Regions from separate parts of the Mus musculus genome. Here regions 1, 2, 3 and 5 are each linked to region 4. Evidence: chromatin loops called from intact Hi-C (ENCODE). Cell type or tissue: heart. All regions are shown on one strand. Region 1 holds the start of Castor1 (cytosolic arginine sensor for mTORC1 subunit 1). Region 2 overlaps Hormad2 (HORMA domain containing 2). Region 3 overlaps Tbc1d10a (TBC1 domain family, member 10a). Region 4 holds the start of Rnf215 (ring finger protein 215). Region 5 holds the start of Lif (leukemia inhibitory factor).

Evidence for each region. Peaks named below come from ENCODE experiments on the same cell type or tissue, not always from the same donor. Only the 100,000 strongest peaks of a DNase experiment are listed, where the experiment ranks them.
Region 1: it touches region 4 in a loop (7-fold over the local background); 26 of 42 quality-filtered maps call a loop at or near these places.
Region 2: a loop joins it to region 4, with 6 times the contacts of the local background. A loop is called at or near these places in 15 of 42 quality-filtered maps.
Region 3: it touches region 4 in a loop (3-fold over the local background); 24 of 42 quality-filtered maps call a loop at or near these places.
Region 5: it touches region 4 in a loop (5-fold over the local background); 4 of 42 quality-filtered maps call a loop at or near these places.

What each region holds. Positions count from the first base shown.
Region 1 is chr11:4,217,874-4,222,873 of GRCm38, reverse strand. It overlaps Castor1 (cytosolic arginine sensor for mTORC1 subunit 1), which reads right to left and starts at 4,649. Exons shown (of 9, transcript NM_028022.2): 1 at 4,448-4,649; 2 at 3,856-3,926; 3 at 2,582-2,766; 4 at 2,367-2,499; 5 at 2,068-2,191; 6 at 1,615-1,728; 7 at 1,368-1,450; 8 at 1,179-1,273; 9 at 465-1,031. The coding sequence starts at 4,560. The coding sequence ends at 954. In heart, CTCF peaks have their summits at 2,242 (motif pointing left), 3,196 (motif pointing right) and 4,927; DNase peaks (open chromatin) are centred at 1,673, 2,243, 3,353, 4,733 and 1 weaker place; H3K4me3 peaks cover 1,287 bases; H3K27ac peaks cover 876 bases; H3K27me3 peaks cover 1,673 bases.
Region 2 is chr11:4,419,126-4,424,125 of GRCm38, reverse strand. Hormad2 (HORMA domain containing 2) reads left to right here. Exons shown (of 11, transcript NM_029458.1): 6 at 2,517-2,537; 7 at 3,396-3,422. Among named protein-coding and RNA genes, the nearest start is that of Hormad2, 19 kb to the left of the region's middle. In heart, a CTCF peak has its summit at 2,006 (motif pointing right); no DNase peak of the experiment used is centred here; H3K27me3 peaks cover 329 bases.
Region 3 is chr11:4,207,855-4,212,854 of GRCm38, reverse strand. Tbc1d10a (TBC1 domain family, member 10a) reads right to left here. Exons shown (of 9, transcript NM_134023.1): 3 at 2,822-2,929; 4 at 608-714; 5 at 1-70. Among named protein-coding and RNA genes, the nearest start is that of Castor1, 7.9 kb to the left of the region's middle. In heart, a CTCF peak has its summit at 3,098; a DNase peak (open chromatin) is centred at 4,994; H3K27ac peaks cover 119 bases.
Region 4 is chr11:4,132,349-4,137,348 of GRCm38, reverse strand. It overlaps Rnf215 (ring finger protein 215), which reads right to left and starts at 2,189. Exons shown (of 9, transcript NM_027859.3): 1 at 1,786-2,189; 2 at 1,392-1,535; 3 at 718-789; 4 at 552-637; 5 at 1-137. The coding sequence starts at 2,076. In heart, CTCF peaks have their summits at 2,271 (motif pointing left) and 3,710 (motif pointing left); a DNase peak (open chromatin) is centred at 2,048; H3K4me3 peaks cover 1,294 bases; H3K27ac peaks cover 1,052 bases.
Region 5 is chr11:4,256,436-4,261,435 of GRCm38, reverse strand. It overlaps Lif (leukemia inhibitory factor), which reads right to left and starts at 3,868. Exons shown (of 4, transcript NM_008501.2): 1 at 3,748-3,868. In heart, CTCF peaks have their summits at 152 (motif pointing right) and 2,523; DNase peaks (open chromatin) are centred at 125, 735, 1,632 and 2,565; H3K4me3 peaks cover 366 bases; H3K27ac peaks cover 1,199 bases; H3K27me3 peaks cover 517 bases.

The sequences.
Region 1 (5,000 bases), 86 kb before region 4:
CAGGACAGCCAGGGCTACACAGAGAAACCCTGTCTCAAAAAAAAAACAAAAAAACAAAAAAACCCCAAAAGGCCTGGCTGGCCACTATTCCAAGTGTCATAAAGTGTGTGACTTCTCCGTAAGAGGGGCATAAGCATTCAGGCAAGGCCCGTGGGTTGCAGACAGCAGCCTTGGAGAAAGGTGCTTTGAGACCTCCTGGATAGGTTCTCCAGGATCCAGCCAGGGGACTCTTAGGTAAGAGGGACAGGGGAATTTCTCCCAGTGTGGGGAACTCTCTAGGTTGTTCTGTAAGTAACTACGAATTAAGAGACGCTCTACTTTAGAGATGAACCACATGACTTAGTCACAAATGTGCTGGAGGCTTCAGTTCCTCATTTGTCACATACATAAACTGCTTGAAAAGCCAAGGACGGGGGGACAAGTCTGGGAGAGACCAAGACATGACGCCAGCTGTCACTCAGAACCAGAGGGCACAAATCCGCAAGTCTTTTATTTATATAAACAGTCATGAAAATAAAAGTGAGATTTAATTCTTCCTTCGGAGTCCCGCGAAGGGAGTGCACTGCTGAACTCATCTGGCTAGGAAAGCAGTGCAGGCTGGAGGTCAGAGCCCGGCCCGGGGATGTGAGCCTTAGCCAGGGGAGAGGCGGCTCCAGCTGCAGGCAAGCAGGCTCTGTGCATTGCTGAGGTCACATAGAAAATGTTGGGTCGGGGATCTAAGCCCCAAGCACCAAGGTATCTTTTGTGGGCAGGCATGGCCACGAGTCCCAGCTCCATACAGCTGACAGACAGACAGCAGAACCAGGCATGGCCACGAGTCCCAGCTCCATACAGCTGACAGACAGACAGCAGAACCAGGATCCCTTGGCAGGACCAGGGACTTGTTCTGAAGCTCAGAAAAGTTTCTGGAGCCCCGGGGGGCTTTACGGGAATGCTGGGGGTCTGGTGCTTCCCTATGGGTCCTTGGAAGCCTGGCTTTCCTGCCTTCGCTGGAGAATATCAATGACACAGCCGATCTCGTCTTCAGGAACCTGGAGGGAGTGTACAGCATGAAACGCCAGGCTAACTCTGGCCAGGGATGCCCGACCCCCTAAACTAGCTGTGATGCTGCCCCCCCCCTCCCCCCGCAAGGGACCTCAGTGTGCTTGCTGGAACCTCCGTCCCAGCCAGGTCCTCACCAGCGCATGGTCAAAGTTGAATGTGCTGATGTAGTAAGCAGAGATGTCAACAGCCGCCAGGGGACCCGCAATCTGGGCCACAATCCCACATTCATCTGAGGGTTGGAGACACGGGTGGCTTACCTTAGATGCTGTGAAGACCCACAGGCTTGCCCTCCCCGCCCCCCCCAGGGAGTGAGTGGACCTCACCGAAGCCCAGGGGCTGTCCCCCGATGCGCACCATCCTCCACAGCTCCCCAGAAGAACTGGTCAGCAGGAGGTCACTGGGGAACCTGGGGAAGCAGTGGGTGATGGGAAAGGCACTTCACGCACCCCCATCTAGCCTGACCCATAGGGCCTGTCCTGCTAACCTCGGAACCTGGCACCCCTCCCCCACCTTCCCTGAGGCTGGCTGAGGGTCTGTGGTCTATGGAGAATTAAGGAAGGAGTTACATACTTTCTCTGGATCTCTGCATCCATGACAATGGAGATGTACCCCTCGATGAGGGAGAAAGCGAAGAACGGAATGGACGTTGATTCAGGACCGCCCGAGGCCGCTTCCTTGGGGACACTTAAGAGATATGATGGCAGGGAACATTACCTAACGAGCAGACCACAGAGGAGGAGCCGGACAGCTCTGGGAAGGCCCTTGAATCTCTTACTTCATTGTGAGAGACCCCTGATTTCCTGAGGGATAAGCCCCAACGGCCAGAGGCCTTGAGCAGAGGGAGAGCCGGATTGGGAGTATATGGCTGGGAAGTGGCTCTGCCGACACCTCTGGCTGAGGCCTAACAGGCTGTCAGAACCCTAAGGCACTGAGCATGACACAGAGTAACAGAAGGGATGAGACAAAAGGCAGAGGGCAGGAAACAGTAGTGGGAGGCAGAGATCACGTGCACGCATGACCCACCTGTGGGAGTAGAAGAGGACATCGATGAGGGTGGTGGCGACAGCCGGCAGTGTCTCAGGGTCCAGTGTGAGGACACAAAAGCGGTTCTGAGGGCTCTGAATGGGATGCACCGTGGGACTGGGCCCTGCTCAGGAGACAGGGGCCACAAGGTTATCTTGGACTGGGGCGACCCCTGGTGGCAGGTCAAGGAAAGGCTAGCCCATCTCATACAGTGAGAGTGTTTTGCACCCTTTTAAAAGACAAGCCCTCCCGTGGGAAAAGGTCCCACTTAAATCTGGGTGCTGGCGGGCAGACCTCACCGTGCTGGATCTGGGGAAAGCCATTGCTGGAATCGTCTCCAGTAACGGGCACAGGCTCCCCGCCTACTTCACGGTAGATTTGGAACTCCTGGGCCAGTGTGTGGATCACCACAGACAGGTCCTGCTCCCGTACCTGGGTCAAGGCAAAGGACACATATTACGCAACACCAGGTCCCTCTGCGTATGACCTGCATTAGCACCTGCCCAAAACCCACCAGGATGAAGTCTGTCTGGTATGTGGACAACATCAGAACAGACACATGGTGTTCAGCCAGCGGGGCAATGACAGACCGGGCAATCTTGGTTACTCCAGCAGCCTGCACCACGGAGCCACTGTGAGATACGTTCATCACCAGCCATGTGGCCTCAGCCACTTGCAGGAACTCGGATGGGGGTAGCTCTGTGGGCAGGAGGTACATGCCTGGTTAGTCAGCTCTCTCCGCCTCTCAGTTTCTCTGTTTAAACCTTGCCCATCAGATCTGTTTCCTGACAGACTCAGAGCTCAGGGCCGGTTCCTATCGTTTCTACCTTGGTGTGCATCATGCGAGCATTCTCAGTGAGCATTACTACTCCAAACTCACAACTAGATTCAAGGCCCAGATTTTTCTTTTTCTTTTTTCTTTTTACACCATTTTGCTGTGTGAGACAAGTGTGTTTTGGGGCGTTTTGTTTGCTTTGAGACAGCGCCTTTACAATGTAGATTAAGCTGAGATTTAACTTAAACTGATCTTATTGCCACAGCCTCCTATGTGCTGGGATTACAAACACCATTTAGTCTGTTTCCTATCTGCAAAATGGACTTCATGGGCTTCAAAGCACCACCAGAGGGCACCCAGTGACCAACTGATGGGAAAGCTCCCTTGCAGACAGATTTCCCTACAGAACAGGGAATCTAAGTCCTTAGGGAGGGAGGCTCAGCCAAACTCTAGGTGGCTAGCTTGAGACTCCAGGCCTTAGAGGATGGGGCAAGCAGGCAGACATGGAAGCCAGAAGTCATTTCCCCGGTCCCAGTCCTGAACAGGGACAAGGGCCAGGGTAGCTGTTGTTCACTCAGACTCAGCCAGGAGGCCCTGGACCCTGCTCTGGGCTTGCTGCCTGCCCCTGCATTCCTTCCCTAACTCTCAGCCGCCTAGGCTTCCCAAGCCAGTAAGGGAGGGGCTGCTTTCCACTGGGGAGACAAGTCCAAGAAGAAATAATGTTCAGGGTAAAACAGCTGCAGGAACCCCTTTATTTTCCCCTAAAACTGTGAGACACCATGGCCACCTGTGCTGGCCTGGGACTCATATTCAGCTCCGTGTGGGTTTTACGTTTATAAAACTCTCACAAATTTTGTCAAACGGTCACGACTCCATCCCACACAGTACTTCAGTGAGTGATGGAAGGTTTGAACCCGGACCTATATTCCTTTGGGGTCTAAGCTCTCTGGGAAGCTGGATCCCTAAACTTAGTAAGAATACTGCTTAGAGGCAAACAAGGAACCAGTTCCGACCTTTAAAGCCCTCCTCATCCACCATGAGAGTGTAATCTTCCGGAGTCTCAGTCAGGCTGAAGAACTTGCACCTAGGAGGAGGGAAGGGGTGGGAAGACTTTCAGCCTAGAGTGAATGGAATGGAGACAGCAAATGAAGTCTGCTCCAGCAGCACTAAAGGACCCCCCACCAGGAGCCTTCCGGACCCGCACTCGGGCCTCACTCTCTTCCTTGGATCAATGAGTCTAGATCCCATATTTGGGATCTCCCCTCCATTCCACAGAAGTGGAAGGCTTTGGGTCCCCCTGGACAACTCTCAAAAGTTAACGTGAGGAGACTAGAAAGGGGCTACAGCCTGCCAAGGAACACATGCCCCCACTACACTGCCTACTCCAGGCAGTTTGCACCTTGACAAGCCCTGGGAGCGGGGCCCTCCGGGCCGGATAGGCGGCGTCGCAGAAAGGGTAAGGCCCAGGCTGGATGATGGCCAGAGTGGCTAGCGTCCCCACCCGGTACCCGCTGCTTCGCGGCGACTCTAGTCCTCCGCCCCTGGCCCAGAGGGGCAGAGGAGCCTCCACCCGCCCGACCTGCGCTCGTGAACCCGGGTGCGCACCGACTGCGACAGGGCAGGAAGAGCAGCTTGATGAGCGGGTGGGTGTAGAGCCAGAGGCCCGGACGGGCAATGCTCAGTACTCGCACCCGGTGCTCTAGGATGTGAAGTTCCATCGCAGATACGGCAGCCCCGGCCTGGCCGCCAGCGAGACCTAGGCAGGAGGCGATGCGGTGGCGCCGGGCTTAAAGAAGCACCGCCCGCTACCGGTCCGCCCAGCCAGGGATCCACACTTCGGCGGCCACGCCCCACAGCCACTGTGAAGTGGCCACGCCTCCTCCTGAGCCCTGCCTACCGGGCGCTGCGGGCTGCCTTCAAACTCTGCCAAAGCCACTCTTCTAGCCCTCACCCATCTGAGTCCTTCAAGGACACGCCCCAGACACGCCCTTTCCGCTGGACGCCCGCTGTGTTGGGTTTGGGAACGTGCTGGAAGCTCCTGGTCCCCTCCCTGTCTATCCTCCAGGCTCGCACGTGGGCTTTATGGTTAAAGCCACTAAAACGCAGAGCCTGGCGGTGGTAAGTGTGTATCTTTAATCCCAGCACTAGGGAGGCAGAG
Region 2 (5,000 bases), 290 kb before region 4:
TCGCCTCACTGTTGTCTCCCTTACAACAAATAGAAACGAAAGCTTCGTTTTCCTTTTTATATACGCATATCTTTTTTAACCACAGAATTTCCTCTGAAGTCACTGGACAAGATCCACAGGATGTGGGTTAAGGAAGACAAGAATCTGGTAGTTAGCACGTTGAACATGTTCTAAATAGCGGTGACTCGGTTTGCAGATGGAAAAGAAGAAATAGTTAAATAATGAAGTTTTACTCTATTTTATTTTGTTAATTATAACTCCTGTGTATAACTTTGAACTTTTAAAAGACACAGCCCAGATTTTAAGTGCGTATGCTCTCTCATGCTTCAGTAGACACGAATGAAGAATGTGAAGAATGAAGGCTCAAGGTCTGGCTGAAGAGATGCGATGCACCTGAATGAAACCCCTGCTCCTATGCTTGCTCCATTCCCCCAAGTCTTCACTCGTCAGCTCCACGTTAAGCTGCAGTGAAGAGGCTTGCCATTGTGTCAGTAATGTAGTCACGGAGTCCCTCACTCCTTCCCACCTTGGGTGAACAGTTACTCACATTCATTCCATTTTGACCCAGGGGACAGAGGGATACAAAGATAAGACAGATCAGGGAAGGGCTTAGAGACATGGCAGGAGGTGAGTGTTGCTCATATGAGGGCTAATGATTGCTAGTTATCTACTGGTTCAGCTGTACCTGTTGCTAAATTATTGGTTGTCTGGGGTCTGGGTTGAGAAAGAGACATTGCAGGATGAATTTGGCTTCTCGGCAGCGCAGCGGGATGGATTAGCCTCGGAAGTACTGAACACCTAGGAACTTTTCATAAGTTCTTTATTGTTACACAAAAAAGGCACTTTTAGCAAGACAATTTCCGCATAGCAAAACCTCTTATCTGATGTAGGAGTTGTGTGAAGGCCGATTACCTAAGCAGTTCAGTCAGGAGATTTCCTGGTTCGCCAGGTATGTCTTGGGACTAAGTTATGCAAAAACTCTGAATCCTTCAGAAGGGCAGCTCCAGAGATCTCAGCTAACCTGATCAAGGCCGTCCACGCGTGACAAGACCCTCTTTCACTCCAGAGATCTCAGCTAACAGTCCTGATCAAGGCCATCCACGCGGTGACAAGACCCTGTTTCTTACAAAGAAGAAAGGAGTGGGGGAAGAGGAAGAGGAGGAAGAGGAATAAAAAAGCAGGTCACTGGTGACGCAAGCCTTTAAACTCAGCACTCAGGAAGTAGAGGCAGGTCTCTGTGAGTTTCAGGCCAGTGGGACCTACTGAGTGAGTTCCAGGACTACCAGGACTGTTATATAGAAACCCTGTCTCAAGAAAACCCAAAGAAACAAAGAGTAGTTCAAGTAAAACCAGGTTTCAAGTAGCAAGTGCCCTTGGAAGATGTCCTGTTGAAGAACATGGTCTTACTAGTTATGAAATTCTGGGTACTTCCCCTATTGCCCCTCTCATCTCTCACAATTCCTGCTCGTGAACCACACTACATTCTTTCAGAAACTGAACTCTGATCATGTTATCCTTTATGCCTAAAAATTTCCCAGGAATTTAAAAAAGTGTTCAAAGCTGTTTGCACGATCGAGCAGGCCTGAATGTCCCTATTGATTTTCTAAGACACCCTCCCTCACTCCCATGCTCAGGCTACACGAAGACTCTCTAGGATGCCAGTATCTTCCACATACTGTTCCTCTTGCTCAAAAAGGTCTGTCCAGACCCTATGCATGGCCTGCCTAGCTCCATCTTGTCCTGCCGCTAAAATTGTCCCTCATTTGAGGGTTCCCCTAACACTTTGTGTTGTTTCTTCACAGCAGACCCTGAGTATAACAGTGTGGCCATGTGATTTTCTTACTGTTAGTTCCCCTTTCTAGTCGGCATGCATCTTGAGATCAGCGGCTAGCCATATTCTTTCTTCTTTTAATGTGACAATAAACTATTAATAGTTTTACTGTGTGGTCATAAAAATCAGTTATAAAGAAGAAAAAAAAAATCAGTTATATGCTAAAATAGCCACAAGGTGGCACTAAAGTTTTAGTCAACTGCTACAGAATTATGGTCCTCACGTTTTATATTTAAGAATTTATCATAGTGTTGATTCTATTTATGTCTGTATATTCAATATTCTTTAAAGCTGAGAGAATGTCTTTGTAGTTTTGTGATGTATAGAGAAAGGCACGAGTTTGTGAGACACATCAGAGTTTCTAAGTTGTTTACCTTGCTTGGTAAATTTTAAAAGGAGTACTTATTAGGGATTCTTGTGGTACATTTAATTTTGAACAATAATGGATTGTTTTGCATATCTTTTGGTTCCCGAATTAGAAAATAAGAAACTTTTTTTTGATAATCCTTCTTTTGTCCCAGTAAAGCCAGTGTTTGTAATAGAAATTGTTTGAATGGGTGAATTAGTTCCTTTTTCTGACCTTCTGAATATTTTCTCTCTGAAGTAATATTTGAATTAGTCTTCATCAGAATTGTCAATACTATAGTACAAACATATAATAACAGAGTTTTCTTTTCTCTTGAAGCTACACATGGCAGTATTAACAGTAAGTACAAACTTAAAGGCCAAGTCTCTGTCTCTGCATGAACTTTTGGCAAGTACAGCATTAAACAGGCATCTTTCCCGCTTCCCCTCGTGAGATTTATGACATTTTAGCATTTCAAAATTGGATATATCAGAACTTAAGATATTATAAATGTTCAGTATATTTCTTTGACATATATATTATTATATGAGAGAACATATCATATGAGAGAATATATCATATTAATGCTTAGGATTTAAATATATTTTTAGATATGTAACAGATCCAAAGTCTTTTGTTTGAAAGTTTTGTGGACTTTTTTTTTGAAGTTTTATATACCCATAGGTATAAAATGATTGTAGAAAATTGAGATACCATTGATAAAACATATTAATTATTTAAATATTTATGACATAACAAGTTAAGAATTTATTTGTACAGCTGGGCAGTGGTGGCACACGCCTTTAATCCCAGCACTTGGGAGGCAGAGGCAGGCGGATTTCTGAGTTCGAGGCCAGCCTGGTCTACAGAGTGAGTTCCAGGACAGCCAGGGCTACACAGAGAAACCCTGTCTTGAAACAAACAAACAAACAAACAAACAAACAAACAAATGAATTTACTTGTAGTTCAGTCATATTAATCAAAAATACTATGCATCAGTTATAAACTTCCTTATATTTAGTGTTCATAGAAAGTTGTAAAGATTCCGAGTTTTTAGTAAAATACGAGCTCATCCTATATCTAGCTAGAAATATGCCTAGCTGGTGCTCGGGACTCAGTTAGCACAGTACAAATTAAACTCTTCACAAAGACAGTGCATTCAGTGAGCAGCAATTAGTAAGTCTGGAAATTAAGTGCTTTTTATTTTCCCTTAAACAGCTTTACACAAATCCCAAGGAACCTGAGGTAAGAGGGTAGTGTATGTATACTATATTTAAGTATATTTATCTGAAATGAGGCTATCAATTATGTTACTAGACTACCACATAAACAGAGCAATTTATCATGAACTTTATGTTTCATTATAAATGAAACAAGTCTTTTATTATGAAAATATTTTTAGAAACTAGATTTTTTTGTTTTTAGAAACACCCAAAAACCAAAAAAAAAGCAGTTTAGAACTGAGGCTATTGGGCCGGGCCGGCAGTGATGGCACTCGCCTTTAATCCTAGCACTTGGGAGGCAGAGGCAGGCGGATTTCTGAGTTCGAGGTCAGCCTGGTCTACAAAGTGAGTTCTAGACCAGCCAGGGCCACACAGAGAAACCCTGTCTCGAAGAAAAAAAAGAACTGAGGCTATTTTTTATAACATGTCAATATTAAGATTCTCCTAATCATAAATGTATAAAAGTAATTTATTAATATATATTGTAGAACTAATAAGCATTTACTATTGTATGATAATAATAAAATATCTAATTATTTGCTTATGATCTTCTGGAAAAGTAAAAGCTACAGCATTACTCTGAGCTCGTGAGCACTGAACGCCCTCTGTTGATGCTCTCATAGACGCTGAGAGCGTTCCATCTCACTCTCATCTTTACATTCCTGAGCTTGCTTAGTGACTCCTGGACCCTGCTGCTGTTCAGATCTTTTGTGAAATCCTCTTTGGCTCACTGTACTAACTTCTACTTTTTCTAAAGTCCTTTCTAAGCAGAGCCCTGTTTAACCCTCTGGGTTGATTCCTATATTTCCTAAGGAGATGAGGATTTGGAGTTCCTGGGAGAAGCGTGTTGTTTTCTAGCTTGTAGAGTGACTAGCATTGCCTAAATACGACATAGTTACCTGTGCCACTTCCATGGCCTTTCTGCCTGTGACACGAACACAGAGTGAGAAGCCCTTTGTTTTCTCACCCGGTTTTGTCTCTCTCCTAGCTTTCTCCTCTTTTTTTCCCCTTGGTTTGAATTTTTCTTCTCTAAGCCAGTGTATTTAGTCTAACTGGCGACATTCAAAACTAAATTGTTAAATCCTTAGTATTTTCTCTGTGCAAGATTGAAAATAACCATGCAGGTGAGGAGAATAACTACTACACACAAGTGTATAGCAATTCCTTAATGCCCAAACTGGTCTTAGGTCCTTTTTTCTGAATCTCTCTCCCCCTTAAGCTGTTTCTAGAACCCACTATGTAGCTGAGAATCCCCTTGAATTTCAGATCCCGCTGCCTTCACCAAATGCCCCAGTTGTGTATACACAGTATTGAGATTACAAGATAGCACCATGCCTGGTTTACTGAGTCCTGGGGCTGGAACCCAGTCTTTGTGCTCTACTACCAGCTATCCCGATCTTTTTCTTCTAGTAAGTTTCAATTTTTTTTTTTTTAAATTAGGACTGATTTGTTTTTCTCATTCTTATTATGTTTCCCTATGCACACACCTCTCCTAGTTTGAAATCTGGTTAGTTTTGGTGCATGATCTTTTATTTATTTGCAGATTTTTTAAAATAATAAACTTTATTTTAAAAAAGAAATCAGTAGTTTTAGAGGTAAA
Region 3 (5,000 bases), 76 kb before region 4:
CGCCTGGCAGTAGCCCTCCTCAGGGCGGTACAGCGTGTAGGCCTTCAGCACACGGAACAGGTCCTGCTGGCTATGAAGAGGTCAAGCAGGATAGGAAGGCAAGAGCTGACTACTGCCCATCACCTCCCTGTACTCCATGTCTACAGGCTTGCCTCAGAACCTGCCCTGCCCTTCCCGGAAAAGGATGTGCTTGTAGTCACCCTCCGACCTGTGACCGACCCAATGACAGGATTCAAACAGAAAGCAAGGATTGGACTAGGGCTGGATGCCGGATAGAGACAGACTGAGGAAGGGCTAGAGAGGGCCACCCTGCTGGATACTTCTGTCCTTGCCCAATACATCACCCCCCTCCTGACTCTGTCCACCAACCTCACTTATCCCTTCCCCTACATCAAGAGGGCCTGACCAGGAAAGTTCTAACAGCCCGGAGAGTAAATCACGCAAGCAGCCGCAAGAGTCAAAAGTGGGTCAGTACACTGCCAGCCCACAGAAGGTAAAGGGCAACAGTAGAGTTTCACACCCATGCGGCCAAGCTCACTGTACCTTTCCTGACAGTCGAAGAGACAGCTTAGCGCCACCTTCTAGCCCACATACTTAGCCTGCTTACCCATGGCCTCCTCGGGACACGAACATCTCATGGAATGGGAACTGCCGGTGCAGGTCACGCTCAATCACATCTAGCCACTTGGGGTCCCCAGGAGACATGTCCAGCTCCTGGAAGCAGGGCATAATGTCAGGAAGCAGTGAGGAGCACCCTTGGTAGAAGGCAACTGTCTCAGGGACCGGATTAGGCACCAGCGGCCCCCAATTTCATCATAGAACCAGGCCTTCCTGAAGACATGTAAGGAAACCCACAGAGGCAACAATGGCAGGACCCTGGGAAGCCTGAGAGGAATCCTAACTCCTGGAAGTCTTAGGAGCAAGCATCCATTCCAGCTGTGGCCAGAATCACAGTAGTCAGGGCTCAGTTTATCCAGGGATAATGTTTTGTCCTTCAGACAGAAAGCTTCTTCTCAACAAGAGCTACAGGTGTTACCTCTGCTTGGAGCCAGATGCAGAACTGGGTATCCAATACATATGGAACTTGCTGGCCCTTTCCCTACCCCAAAACAGATCCCGTCATTACACTCTGTTCAGAGACAAGAGAACTAAAGGGTTAAGTGGAAGTCTTTTATCCAAGGCCTCCTGACTAGAAAAATGGAGCTGGGACTTGAGAGCAGATGTGAATCAGAGCTACCAAACCCAGCTGTTCTGCTGCCTGCATCCTGTGTTGCAGGTGTCACCTGCTCAGGAAGGGAGTGTGACATCTGCCAGGTGTTACGTGCTTGTCCAGGTACTAGGGTTCATCAGCATCCTACCAGACATCTCAGGGGTGACCAGTCCCTTTTTGGTCACTATTCTGTACACAAACAAAGCTCTGTGCTTCTGTCATGGAAGTGGTGGCACAAGCCTTTAATCCCAGAACTTAGAAAACAGAGTATCTCTGAGTTCAAGGCCAGTCTGGGCTACAAAGTGAGTTCCAGGACAGCCAAGTCTACACAGAGAAACCTTGTATCAGAAAACAAAAACCAAACAAGCCCTCCTACCCCCCTACAAAAAAACAACCACTCCTCCAACACAAAACAAAGTTCTGTACTTCCTTGCACCAAGGATACACTCCTTGACAGTGCCCCCAGTAGGCTAGCTACTCACAGCCTTCTGAGCCTTCTGGACTGTGTGTGGGTGGAGCACCCACTCCTGAACCACCAACTCTGACCAGGACAGAGTCCATTGGAATACAGGAGACAGAGCTACTAGAAGGAATATTCTAGAGTCAAGAAGTTGCTCTTGTGGGACCTGACCTTGGTGCTATGTGGGACTATCAATCACCCTGATTCATAGCTAAGTGTTGTCACCTAACCACGTTCTCTGTCCCCAGGCCCAAGTGCTGCCAACAAATAGCTTGAGCCTCTCTAGGTCAACAGTGTAAACTCCAGAATGCCCTGCCCTGCCCCTGCACACTCTTCACAGACAACAGGTCTGGCCAGAGAGAAGTTATTCACTGAAGTATGAAGGATATCAACAAAGTCCTAGTGGCTGGCAGCTCTGTCTCACTGCCTGCCATTAGTCCCAACACCCTGGGGGAAGCCATGATGCCTGGGCCAAGTCTGGCAGGTAAGCTGGGGCAACCCCAGGGAAGCCAAATGTGTCTATGGTATTCTCCAGGCTTAGTTGCTCAGCTTAGTGAATTGAAGAATACTGTACCATGCCAGCCATGGGTAGGTGGATAGGGAAAGGGATAGAGAAGACATGGTCTCTGACCATTGATTGACTGACTGGCTTCTGACCCCCAAGTAGCCCTGAAGACCACCTAATGGATCATGTCTAAGTTAGGCTTAGAGACAGAATACAGAGTACAAGATGGAGGACAAGAAAAGTGAAGGCTTTTGTGGTCCTAACACACAGCCCTTGGAATATTCAAAGTATCAACCGGGGAAGCTGTTGGGGGTCACTTCCTGATGACCAAGAGCTGTGTAGAAATGCACTGTGCTCAACCATGAAAGCAAACTTGACTAACCATTGAGAGAAAGGCTAGAGTAAGGTGGCAGAACCGTAATGGAGTCTATTCTACTGGGGCCTGCTAAGGGCAGAGCCTTAGTGAACAACAGCTTCAGTAGGCATGGTTCTCGGACTGGGACAATGTGGTTCTTGAGCAGTCAGGCCTGTGAGCAAAGATGTCCATCTTACTGAGGTCTAGGATAGTATACAGGGGATCCACTGCCAGGGGAGATGCTTAACCCAGAGATACAACAGGCTGGTGAAGAAAGAAAGGAAAACTCACATCAAACTTCCCAGGGTTCTGCTGAAGTTTCACCTTGCCTCCCGACAGGTACTGCCAAGCCCGTCCGCGCAGAGAAGGTGGGATGCCCTTCTGGCATCGAAGACGAATCTGAAAGTCAAAACAACAGCTGCGCTCATGCACCCACCCCGGCAGCTCCTCTGCTTGGGCCTTCAGTGAGCCTACCCACAAGAGCAGAAAGGGAAGAGCTTGGGGCTTTCTGCCCTGCACAGCAGAGCCCACGGGGAGGATGAGGACTGCAATTAGACATGCTGCCACCAGGTGATGGCAGAGTGCTTATTCTCTAATGACAATGCAGGCATTCCAGAGGTAGACCACAGAATTCTGGGCCCCAGAACTATAGCCAACCCTTAGTATCCATGGAAAATGTGTTCTGGGATCCTTGCAGACAACAAACTTTCCTCAAATCCCTCATACAAAGAAGTATGATGGTGTGTGCTGTCAGATCTCAAAGAAACCAGGACAGACAGTTAACTGTGATGCTATTAGCCCACCAATGTAAATGTAGGGCTTCAGGCCCACTCAGTATCTGTGGATCCCTTCAGCTCTTCTGACCACACTCCCTACCTTAAACTTCTCTGCTTGGCTGCTTCCCTCCCTCCAGCTTCTCCTCCCTATATAACCTGCCATCCCACCACCAGTTCTGTTGCTCCTGTGCTCTTGTTCCCTGGTCCCCTCTCTTGCCCTCTCTCTTCTCTTTCCCTCTCGCGCCTACCTCCTTCATTGCCCAGTTCAGTCTGCTGCCATGTTCAGTCTCCTTATTTCTCTCCCTATGCTGGACTTTCCAGATGCCCCTGGAAAGACTCTCCCTCAAGTCTACAATAAAAACCTTCTCCTCAGGTATACCTCGGAGAGGCCAGACATTATCAGTCACATGCCTTGAATCCGAACACTCAGGAGGCTAGGCTGGAACTTGTTGTGTAGTACAGAATGGCCTTGAACTCACAGAGATCCAGAGTAAAGGCATGTGCTGTCATAGACAGCCTACTACCATGTCTTTTAAGAAGTCACAAAACTGTTTAAGGGAACAGAAGGTACTAAAGAGGCAGAGAAAGGAGAGTAAAGAGGTACAGGTGGGAATATGCTCAATGTACAATCTATACTTCTATGACAATTTGAAACAAATACAAAATAAACAACAGAACATTTTCCTCAGACTAGGGAAATCTCATCCCATAATCAGAAACCCTACCACTTCCACACTGTGGCACACAGGCTGGAGATGCAGCTCTGTGCACTTCCTATCTCACTAGACCCTCAGGCCTGATGAGGGGAAGGAGTGGTCTCCTCCTGGGCTTGATCCTAAAGGAAGTTCTCAGGGAAGCCACCTGCCTTCCCAGGTGGGTGAGTGCAAAGGCAGAGGGCCTGAGCATGTGGGACGGTGGCAGAGAGGATAGTGCTGACAGACAGTGATCCTCTCTTACCTCTGTGAGAAGCAGCCTGGCCTGAGATCAAAGAGCCAAGTGCTTGTGGCATGAGAGCAGCTGATGTGGGTTTGAATCCCACACTGACCTTGGGCCAGCCGCCTCTCACCTGGGTTAAGATCTGAACGACATTACATATTCCTCTAGAATGCACAATGAAGCTGGAAGAGGCTCTATCAGAGTGAGAACTGTGCTTAGTGTGGGGCTTCTTCTCCACATCATCCCAGAAAGATACTCGGTGCAGAAAGGCCAAGGGCTTCAGCTGCTGCCTAACTCTCCTCAACTGGAAAGCCCCTCAAATAGTCCCTCTTGAAGAGGGGCACAAAGGACCTTCCTGATGACCAACATAGGCAAGAGAACTTTCCAGAGCTTGGAGCGGGTTAAGGACTAGGAAAGAGACAGACAGCAGGCTGTAGAATGCAGTCAGTCATGAAGAGCAGTTGGCTACTCACAAGAGCCAAGCTGGGGCTTCCGACTGCTTAAAAACTGGGAGAGAAGAGAGCAGAAGAGAACAATACCAGACACTGAGGACAATTTCCTGTTGCTGTGAGACAAGGGTCATCTTAAGGAAGCCACTTTCGGCAGGCTTTGGCAGTGGGACATAGGACAGCCCAGAGCCTCAGGTCCTACACCATCTTACACTTGGGCAAAATGAGTATGCTATCCTTCTCCAAGTCCATCACATGTGCGAGTTGTCGGACGGTCACGGAGCACATTCAGCCCACTGTGACACCCTC
Region 4 (5,000 bases):
CTCCCAGGCACACCAAGTCCTGCCAGCCTCCGTAGCCATCCTTGGAGAGACCACAGGTGGTCCACAATGTCAGCTTCCACTCGATGTTGGCTGAAAGGGACTCTCCACTGCTGATCTCAGCAGTAGCCTGGGTCCTCCTGAGAGGAGAGTCATGGGTGGGAAGCAGACAGAAGGCCTTTGGGAAGGGAGGCCTACACTCATCCTCTTGCAGTGGATACACAAGGACACTGTTGCCATAGGCCTTCTGATTTGGCTCCCAGACTTTTCCTGGCTGCTCTTTGCCCGTGTTTTTACGCAGCCAGACCAAGGAATAGCCTGTCAGCCAGGCATCCAGCTTCCTCATGCTGGACTAGTCCCCTCTGCCCATAGGGCAGCTCTTTTCCCAGATCTTGCCTCTCCTTCCCATGCCATCCCCCAGTTTCAACCTTAGGAGTTTAAGGGCCAACAGGTAAGGGCCTTCTTCAGAGATAGTCTCCTCCCCTAGAGCCCATCGAAAAGCAAGAGACCCACAGCACTCAGGCATCAGACCACCCAGAACAAACGGAACTCACTGCAGAAGGGCCTCCAACAGCTTGGTGACATTGGAGGAGTAATGGAGAACAATCACTGGCCTCAGCAGAAGCTGGGATACATCCAGCTGCAGGAGACAGGCAGGGTCAGCAGGCTTCCGGCCCCTGTCCCCTCACCTGCTCACCCTCACAGTCCAAGCCAGGTTACCTCTCGGACCACACTGTGGTTTAAGATGAGGAGAAGCAGGGCAGAGGCTCCCAGGAAAAGGGCTCGACGCATCTGCAAGGGAAGACGGAAGGTGGGAGGCTGTCACACACCTGCCTTACCCACGGCCCCAGCTCTCAGGAGCCCGACATCTGGATAGACTAGCTATAAGCTCCCTGAAGTCAAGCCAAAGCTAAGGGATGGTTTTGGAGGCCGAAGAGATAATGACAGCCAAAGGCAACACACGATGGTTGTGGACTAAGGCAATATTTAGTTATGGAACATAGATCACAACATTTTATAGATGCTAACTTTCCTACACCATAGTTACATAAAGAATATTCTTGATTTTAAGAAATTTGTACATTATCATGTGTGTGAGAAACTTATGCTCCTTTCATTCTGTAGGATCCAAAATTCTTTTCATTGGCCCTAGTCCTAGCAAAGCAGCTCTCCACCCTTGCCAGCTCCTATCACCAGAGCAGGTCCACTTTCCCCAGCAAGTCTCTCCACCTCCTCCCCATCACACTGCTTTGATGCTCCATACTGGTGTTTGCTGACCCACTCGGGCCCAGGGCTTCTCTGGAAAGGCTCCTCATAGGCCACCTGTTAGCCTGGCTCTAGCAGATGTTTCGAATGCATTTTCTTTCTCCCCTTCCCTCAAACACCCTTTGCACCTGCTGGACCAGAGCCTTGGGATATGCCTTCTGGCTACTGCCTTGATTCTCTTGGTGGAACTGGGCGACCTGCTCTTTGCCCACATATGCCACTGCAATCCAGCCATCTACGGGTATCTCTTGCTCAGCATCCACGACATCCATCTGTGTAACGAGGAGCCATGAAAAGAAGGAGGCAAGGGGAATAGAAGAGGCAGCCCGGGTCTGCCACAAAGCACGCAAGGTCAGGGTACGGGTACGGGAATGAGTGTGGAAGGGGCATGTGGCTGTCAGGTTTGCCAACTCCTGAAGGCTGGGAAGTAGTAGCATTCTGGGCTGTCAAGGGCTAGCTTCTGGATGAAGACAGCGGGGTCTATCCGAGGGTCATGGCAAGTTTAGGCGGGGCTGAGCTCACCAGCAGCAGGCGGCCACCCAGCAGAGGTTCCGGACCGTCTTCCGGACCGATTCTGACGCCCTCCAAAACCAAGGCGTCCTGCCGCGGCAGTTTCACATCCACTCGCACTGAGCGGGCTCCGCCCCGTCCCTCCCCGGTCGCCGGCTCGCTGCCGTCCGCCGCCGCTCCCGGGCCCATCAGGCCCAGCCACAAAGGCAGCAGAGGCAGCAGTAGCAGCAGCGGCGACGGCGGCGATGGGGGAGGGGGCGGCAACGAAGGCGACCTCAGCGCGGGGCGATCGGCAGAGCCCATGATCCGACCGGAGAGGTGGCGAGGCCGTAGTCTAAGGTCCCGGGGACCGGGAGAACAGAGTGAGCCAGGCCGCGCCGGACAGGGCGGGGCTCGGCACCGGGAGGGGCGGGGCCGCAGCCGGAGGGGGCGGTGCGGGGAGGGGGGGGCTGAGTTGGTGCTTGACAGCGAGAGCGCCTCCTGGTGGCTCCTGAGAAACCTAATGTAGGAGGCCTGAGGAGCTGCGATGGAGCAAATACCTTAGAGCCTTGGAGAGCTCACCAAGTTGTCTGTCAGTGGAGATAGGTGCGGTTGTCTCAGGATTGGAGAAATGTAGGGGCGAGGGAGGTATAAGGGTCTGGGCTGATTGACCTACGGTGTTGTCAAGGCTATGTCTCATCCTCCTCTGGGTCAGTGTTCTTTCATGGGATCAGCGAGCAGGCTGCAGAGAATCACAGAAAGCAGATGGGGAGACTGAGGCCATGGTTTTAAAGGAGCAGGGAGGAGGGCTGGGCACACGAAGCTGTACAAACCAGGCAGAGCCATAGTGGCACGGAGCACTGGGCTGTCCTCGCCTGTAAAATGGACTTGATCTAAACCTGCACTGCCTTGCTTCTAACATGATCGCCAGTGCTTACTGGAATGAGAAGGTTCCGCTTTTGTCCGAAAATTTGTCCTTCAGCCCAGAGGTTTGTGGTTGCTGGTAGCTGGCTCAATCTGAAACCTGAGCCTTTTACAAATTGTACCCTGATAAAAGGGCAAAGAGCTAATGAGCTGCAACACCCCCTCCCACTTTGTAATAAAATATTAAAATCTACAGAAAATAGAAACCTGGTTAGCCACCAGGATGCAATGACTAAAATATTCCCAGAAGGAGACAGAGATGTAGAGAAGAAGCTCGGCTGGCCTGCAAACAGGGAATTGACATAAAATCAGTCAGCACATATGTAAAATTGGTTGTCAGAGGAGGTATTGCACTTGGGGACCTGGGAGGAGGTGCTATGGCTTGCTCTTTGCTAAATCACAACAAAGTTAGGTACCACCGGGAAAAGACGTGAAATTGGACCCCTACTGCACCGTGCATAAGGAAAACCATGTGAATTAAAGACTCAAATACAACTTTAACATTTTAATAGAGAACACGATTTTGATGATTTCAAGTGCTTGAGAGCTGTTTGTTTGTTTTTTTGGTCTTGTTTTTTTTGTTTGTTTGTTTTTGTTTTTGTTTTTTTGTTTTTTCAAGACAGAGTTTCTCTGTGTAGCCCTGGCTGTCCTGGAGCTCACTTTGTAGACCAGGCTGACCTCCGACTCAGAAATTTTCCTGCCTCTGCCCCCCAAGTGCTGGGATTAAAGGTGTGCGCCACCACACCCGGCTTGTTTGTTTTTAATGACAGAAAAACTACATTATGATGGGCATGCCTGTAATCCCAGCACTTGGGAGGGTAAAGCAGGAGTTTGAGACCAGCCTATTATACAGTGAGACCCTCTTTAAAAAAAAAAAAAGATGTTAAATGACGTGTGTAGCAACTGGAGAGATGGATCAGTAATTAGAGCACTGGCTGCTCTTTCAGAAGATCTGGGTTTAATTCCCAGCACCCACATGGACTGCGAGTTCACAATTGCTTGAGAGTCTCAGAGGATCTGTCGCCCTCTTCTGGCCATTGTAGGCTACTGCATGTGTATGGTACACTTCATGCCTGTGCAGCAGGCCAACACTCATAGAATAAAATAAAAATGAAAAAAGTTCTTACATAGAAAATAGGGTTGGTAGGATGTCTCAGTGGGTAAAGCCTGGTGACCTGAGGGCCTGTGTTTTATCCCTGGGACTCATATGACAGAAGAAGAGAGCCAACTCCTGCAGTGTCCTTTGGCCTTCACCCATGACTTGACATTCCCCCACTCACATCCATATTTTGACGTACATTTCCACACATGTGCCATGATACATGCGATCTCCTTGCATGCAGAACTAGATATAAAAATGTGCTGGGCAGTTTTATATCAACCTGACACAAGCTGGAGTCATATGAGAGGAGAGAACCTCAGTTAAGAAAATGCCTCCAAGCCAAGCAATGGTGGCCCACACCCTAATCCCAGCACTCAGGAGGTAGAGGCGGCTGGATCTCTGAGTTCAAGGCCAGCCTGGTCTACAGAGTGAGTTCTAGGACATCCAGGGCATCCAGGGCTATGCAGAGAAACCCCATCTTAACCCCCACTCCCAAAAATGCCTCCATAAGATCAGGCTGTAGGGCATTTTCTTCATTCTTTATTGACAGGGGAGAGCCCAGTCCATTGTGGGTGGTGCTACCTCAGGGTTCTTGGTTCTCTAAGAAAGCAGGCTGTGCAAGCCATGTGGAGCAAGCCAGCAAGCCAGTAAGCAGCATCCCTCCATAGCCTCCTCATCAGCTCCTGCCTCCAGATCCCTGCACTGACTTCCTTCAGTGAGGGACTATGATGTGGAAGTGAGAGCCATGTAAACCCTTTCCTCCCCAGTTGCTTTTGGTCATGGTGTTTATCACAGCTATAGGAACCCTATTGGACAAAAAGTATTAATAAATAAATAGTATTTAAAAATAAATAATGTGCCCACGATAAAGTGAAAAATAGCACACTAAGGCAAAAGAAGGGCTGGGGAGACCACTCAGCAGGGGAGACTGCGGTGCAGGTGTGGGAACCAGCGATCACCTCTAAACACTGGTTTAAATATTAGGTGGCCACTGGGCTATAATCCCAGCTCCTGAAGCTGGAAACAGAGAACCCCTTAAGCTAGCTAGCTCAAGTCCAAGTGAAAGACCTGCCTCAGTGTATGAGTGGAGATCCAGCTAGGAAGACATGTACATGAACCAAAAAAACAAACAAACAAACAAACAAACAAAAAACCCTCCATGAGCATGGATGTAAATAAGTAAAGTGGTAGAAACCTCAGCCCCAAACTTGAAGAAAATATT
Region 5 (5,000 bases), 120 kb before region 4:
GCCTTAGACCCTCAGGGCTCCCTGCCTTGCCTAGGTGAGGCTGGGGACAGTCACAACTACGGAGCCTTTGCTCATAGGCATCAGGGGCCCTTCATACACACCACAGGAGGAAGTGGCTGGGCTCCTTCAGGGTGGCCTAGGCCAGGGGCCCAGCTGCGTCCAGAAGAGGGCGCTCTACAGAATCCCTGAGAATGAGGAGCTTCCCGGAGCCTGTGTCTGTGTCTCAGGGAGCTTTTGTGCTTGTGCGGTGTCAGTGTTGAGTCTGCGTTCATCAGTGTCTGGCCCTGGTGTGTGTGTGTGTGTGTGTGTGTGTGTGTGTGTGTGTGTGTGTGTGTGTATGCACTTGATTAGAGTGTTTGTGTGTGCACGAGGCTAAAACAGAGCTGGGCTTTGCAAGTCCTCCCCTCACCCCAAGTGTGTGAGCATGCATGCATACACACATGAATGCATGTGTGTGTCCATGCCTGTGTGAGCCTGTGTGGGTCTGGGTGGTAGCCAGGCATGACCCTGTGCATGAATATGCATGTGTCCTTGTGTCTCTGCCTTTCGATGTCTGGCCCCCGTCCCTGGGAACCTTAGGGCAGCCTCGTGTCATGGGGGCCACCAGCAACTGGTTCCCTCCCCGCCCTGCCCCTCCCACCCCGGCCACCCTGGATTTTTGGCTCAGGGACAACGCTGATGTCAGAGCTCGAGCTGTCAGCTTCCTTTCCCCACTGGGTTTTCCAAAAGAGAGCGAGAGACTGTAGCACGGCTGCTATTAAATAATCACGGGTGTGTAAGGTGGGGGTGGGGCACCCGTTGGTTTCCTGAACTTGGAGGCAATAAACAGAACAGGAAGCAACAGTGGGCAGACACACAGGAAGTTGGAAGCTGGCCACAGAGGTAGGGCCTGGCCTCATCTCTGTCCCCCCTTCTAGTTAAACTCACAAGGGCCACTTAACCGGACTAAGAGGTGACACTGGGGAGGTGGCCCGAGCCCTGACTACAAACCTCAGTGCCAGGAAGACTTGAAAAAAGGTCCCCCCACCCGCCAAGGATGTTAGGAAGGGGAGACATGAGGGAGATGAGAGAGAAGAATGAAGGGTTCCATAGTGAGGTGAGGGTGGGAGAAAGACTCGTCAGAGTGAAGTGTCTACTTCCTGGGAAAGAAAAGAATAAGCTTTCGGCTGTGGGGACAGAAGCAGGTGGAGCTGCCCGGACAGTGGGCCATAGCCAGGACTGGCTATCCTGTCAGGAAGCACAGGGTCAATCAACTCTTGTCTCATACTAGTCCCAAAACCTGGGGTCTCTGCAAATCTCGAAGACCCTTCCAGGGCTCAAGATTGGCATGCCAGTCTCAGGGACACCCCCCCCCCAATCCACTCCAGAAAATCATACAGAGTGCTCAGAAGACCCCCTAAGGCCTCCAGCCCACTCCCATTTCTCCTTTGTCACACTTGGAAACTGAAGCTCAGGAGTTGAATTGTCCAGGGTCACCGAAGATGCAAAACCCCGCGTTCCCACCCTAGCCCGCCCTCTCTGAAGTAAGGCCAGGGACATCTAACGGGTAGTTGGGACAGCTAGGAGATGCTCAGGGCAGCAAGATCTGTCAGGAGCTCTGGGGCCAGTCATCCCAGGGGAGCAACCCTCGCTGCCTAAGTGCTCCAGGTAGCCAGTGCTTATCAGCCACAGGGCTCCGTGACAAAATCCACTCTGATCTCCTGCCCAGCTAACCTCACCCCACCTGACCCCTGGATCCTGCTTCTGTTCCCTGCCTTTCCAGGTGAGACCTGTGCCCAACCCTCATGTCACCCCTCAGCTGTGGCATCTCCTCTGCGAAGACTTGGACCTGCAGGCTGAGAGGGAAGACTATCTTAGAGGGAAGATGGTTCTCTGTAACAGTCATCTTAGCACCCCCCACCACCACACAGAGTCCTTGCCTGTCTTTCCAAGCAGGGTGCGACTCTGTTAGCTGGAACAGAGGGGCCGTGGACCCTGGAGTCTGTCAGACCTTAGACTCAGATTTAGTTGTCATTTACAAGGTGCGCCACCTCAGGCAGGTGGCGTCATCATTTAAACCTCAGCTACGACGTGTGCAAAATTGATAACAGGATCGTCAATCTTAAGTTGGCAAAGCCACAAGATACACCTTTATTATAGACATCTTTATCTGGTACAGCTGCAAAGGTGAGACCCAGAGAAAGCATGCCACTTTGCCAAAGCCACACAACAAGTCAGTGGGCCATCCTTGATAATATATGCCCTGGTGCTTGTCCTGGGTTCCAAGACTTCCAAACTAGTTTGCTTGTGAAGATTCCAGAGAGGACTCGCTCCCTGAGATCCTACTGCCTTGATTAGATCCAGTCATTGACGCCGGGGGTGTGGATGGGCTCCCTCTATAACCTTGAAACCTGAACTTAGGGTTCTTTGCCCTGTAAACGCTTAGCAGCTCCAAGCCCTGGTCAGCAGCGCCACCTGCTGCCCAGAATCAGCAAGTACAGTCGGCTCGCCAGCTCGCCTGTTCAGTCCGTACCAGTAGGTGGGTGGGGCTGGATAACTGGATTTGAGGAAGTGAGTGGGTGTCTGGGGTGCAGGATGGGGGTGGGCAGAGGCCATTCACCAACACAAGGGAAGAAGGCTCCTCTTGGGGGCTTCCAGAGCTTTGTCCTAATATCTGCAAGGTGTAGCCCAAAAGACTGGCCACAAGGAGGTGCCAGAACCACATTCAGTGGTCAATGGGGCACAGCCTTGCCATGGCTCTGGGGGAGGGGGCAGTGGCCTTTTCCTGGTCCTGCTACCTGCTCCCACCTTGTCCTGACAGTTCTTCCAGGTGGGGATCAGACTGTCAACTTCGCAGGGGGCCACGGTGACCCAGAGAAGGAAAATGAACTGCCCAAATTCACACAGCAAGAGGCAAGAATCAAAGCAAACTAAACCACTTGGTTGTACAGACTAGTCCCAGGCTCCCCTTACTGTCCTGTCCCGGCATGGCATGACATGGACAGGATCCTGGGAACAATGTCCCCTCCTTTTGTCAGCCCCCTAGCAGGTTTGGAGGAACACTGACAAATTAGAGGTAAGAGCCTCTTGGAATTTTGGATGCCAAGCACCCAACGCAGGGGGCTCTTGCACAGACTTGGTTTTTGTTTTTCTCTCTTTGTCACTGTCCTGGAGCTCGGATGCGGGGGGGACGAAGACCGGCCAAGCTCCGATCTGGCCCAAGGTCAAAGGCAGAGGAGTAATGACCTTGGCTGATCAAGTTCCCCAGAGCACCCATGATGGTCCCCGTGGACTGCTGCAGCCCATTTTGAATGGACAGGGACGGCCCTCCACTGCTCCATCTACCGGAGGGTAAATGAGGCCTCTGCAAGCTCAGAACTCTAGAAAAAGAAAAGGGATTTGAGTCCCCTGGGGATGCAGAAATCATGACTGCCTTTAGAATCAGGCTGACCCTACCACGATGGCACAATGCAAGCCTGGAATCCATGTGCTCTCTCCACTGCCCTTTACCCATCCTGTGAACTTTAACCCACGGGACACTTCCACAGCTGGTCTCTCCAGCTTTGCTTGGCCATCCTCCAAGAGAGACTTCCAAGCCTGACTTACAATGCATCCATTACAGACAGGGAGAGCGAATGCTGGAGGGTTGTGTGGGCCAGCAGGTGCCCCTGATCCACAGGGGAGCAACTGATGGACCATCTACCCTCCTGGGGATAAGTGTGGGGTGCAGCAGTGCCCCTCCGCCCTGCCCCCTCAAGGGAATCCTACCGTGGTCTCGCAGCCCTCCACAGTCTGCACAGTTGTCCAGTCTTCAGGGTGACACCATCGTTGTTGGGCCCCTCTGCTTCCCTCTCCTCCTGAGGCTCCTCTGGCGTTGGCTCCTCACCCTGCCCCCCACCTGACTTCCGTCTGAAGTTGGTGGCCTGAGGCTCCCCCCACTTCCACCCCACCCCCAAGCTGAGGACCAGAGAGGTAGAGCACCCACACCACAGATGGAGCCTGACACGGTGGTGGGAAAGGTGTTGTTAGAAGGAGAAGCAGGGCTGGGTGTGGGGAGGGGGCGTCCCTGTACTTGATGCCCCTGGGCTGCGTGGCAAAGCCACTATGGCCTGAGTCACAGCTGACTGGGCCGCGCCTAGCCTGTCTGGGTGACCCAAGCCAGCATAAGGCAATGACTGGGCAGCTCTCCTCATGACCAGCTGGGGTCAACCTTAGGTGTTTTGACTCAGACCTGCCACAGGCTGTGTGCACAGCTACCATCCTCTGTCTCTGTCCCAAGAGCCACAGGCCTATAGCTGCCCCTGTCCCAGCCCCCACCTCATAACCCGGGGAGCTACCTGGCCCTTCTGATCTGCAATCAGCCCCAGGCTTCAGGGCCCCACCTGCTGTGGGACCTTCGTCCCTCCCTGGACAAGCCCTGCCCTTGGGAATACTCCGGGAAGCAAGGAACTTTGTTGCCTGTGCTGCTGAGGGCCTCTTGATTCTCTGTGGACTGTGACCTTTTTCTTGGTGCTACAAGGAGTTCTGTAGACTGCCTGGGCAGGCTTGCCATGGACGGCCAGAAGATGGTTGGGGACAGGGACTAAGAGAGGAGAGATACAGAAAAGAAAAAAGAAAAAAAAGCAATCAAGAAGGGATTAAGGAAGGGACTGAGAGAAGGAGAGAGGGAGGAAGGGAGGAAGGGAGGGAGGGAGGGAAGGGAAAGGGGGGAGGAGAGTAAAGTATAAAGAGAGGGAGAGAAGGAGGGACTGTTGACAGTTTTCAAACCTGCCTAGAGCAATATTAGTCCTACACTTTTCCCAGGAAACCCTGTTTTAGGGAAGTGGGCTCCAACAACACACAGTGCAGAGGCAAAACTGAGGCTTGGCCTATGAGTAAGATAAGGGCAGAGGTCACAATCTTTTCACCTGTAAGGTCTTCGTCTCTCACTGAAGAGAAAAATAATCACGCTAAAGTTGGGATGAAGGGGTGGAGTGCAGAAATGTCTTGGTGAACAGTACTCCCCTTTAACCTCTGTAGGG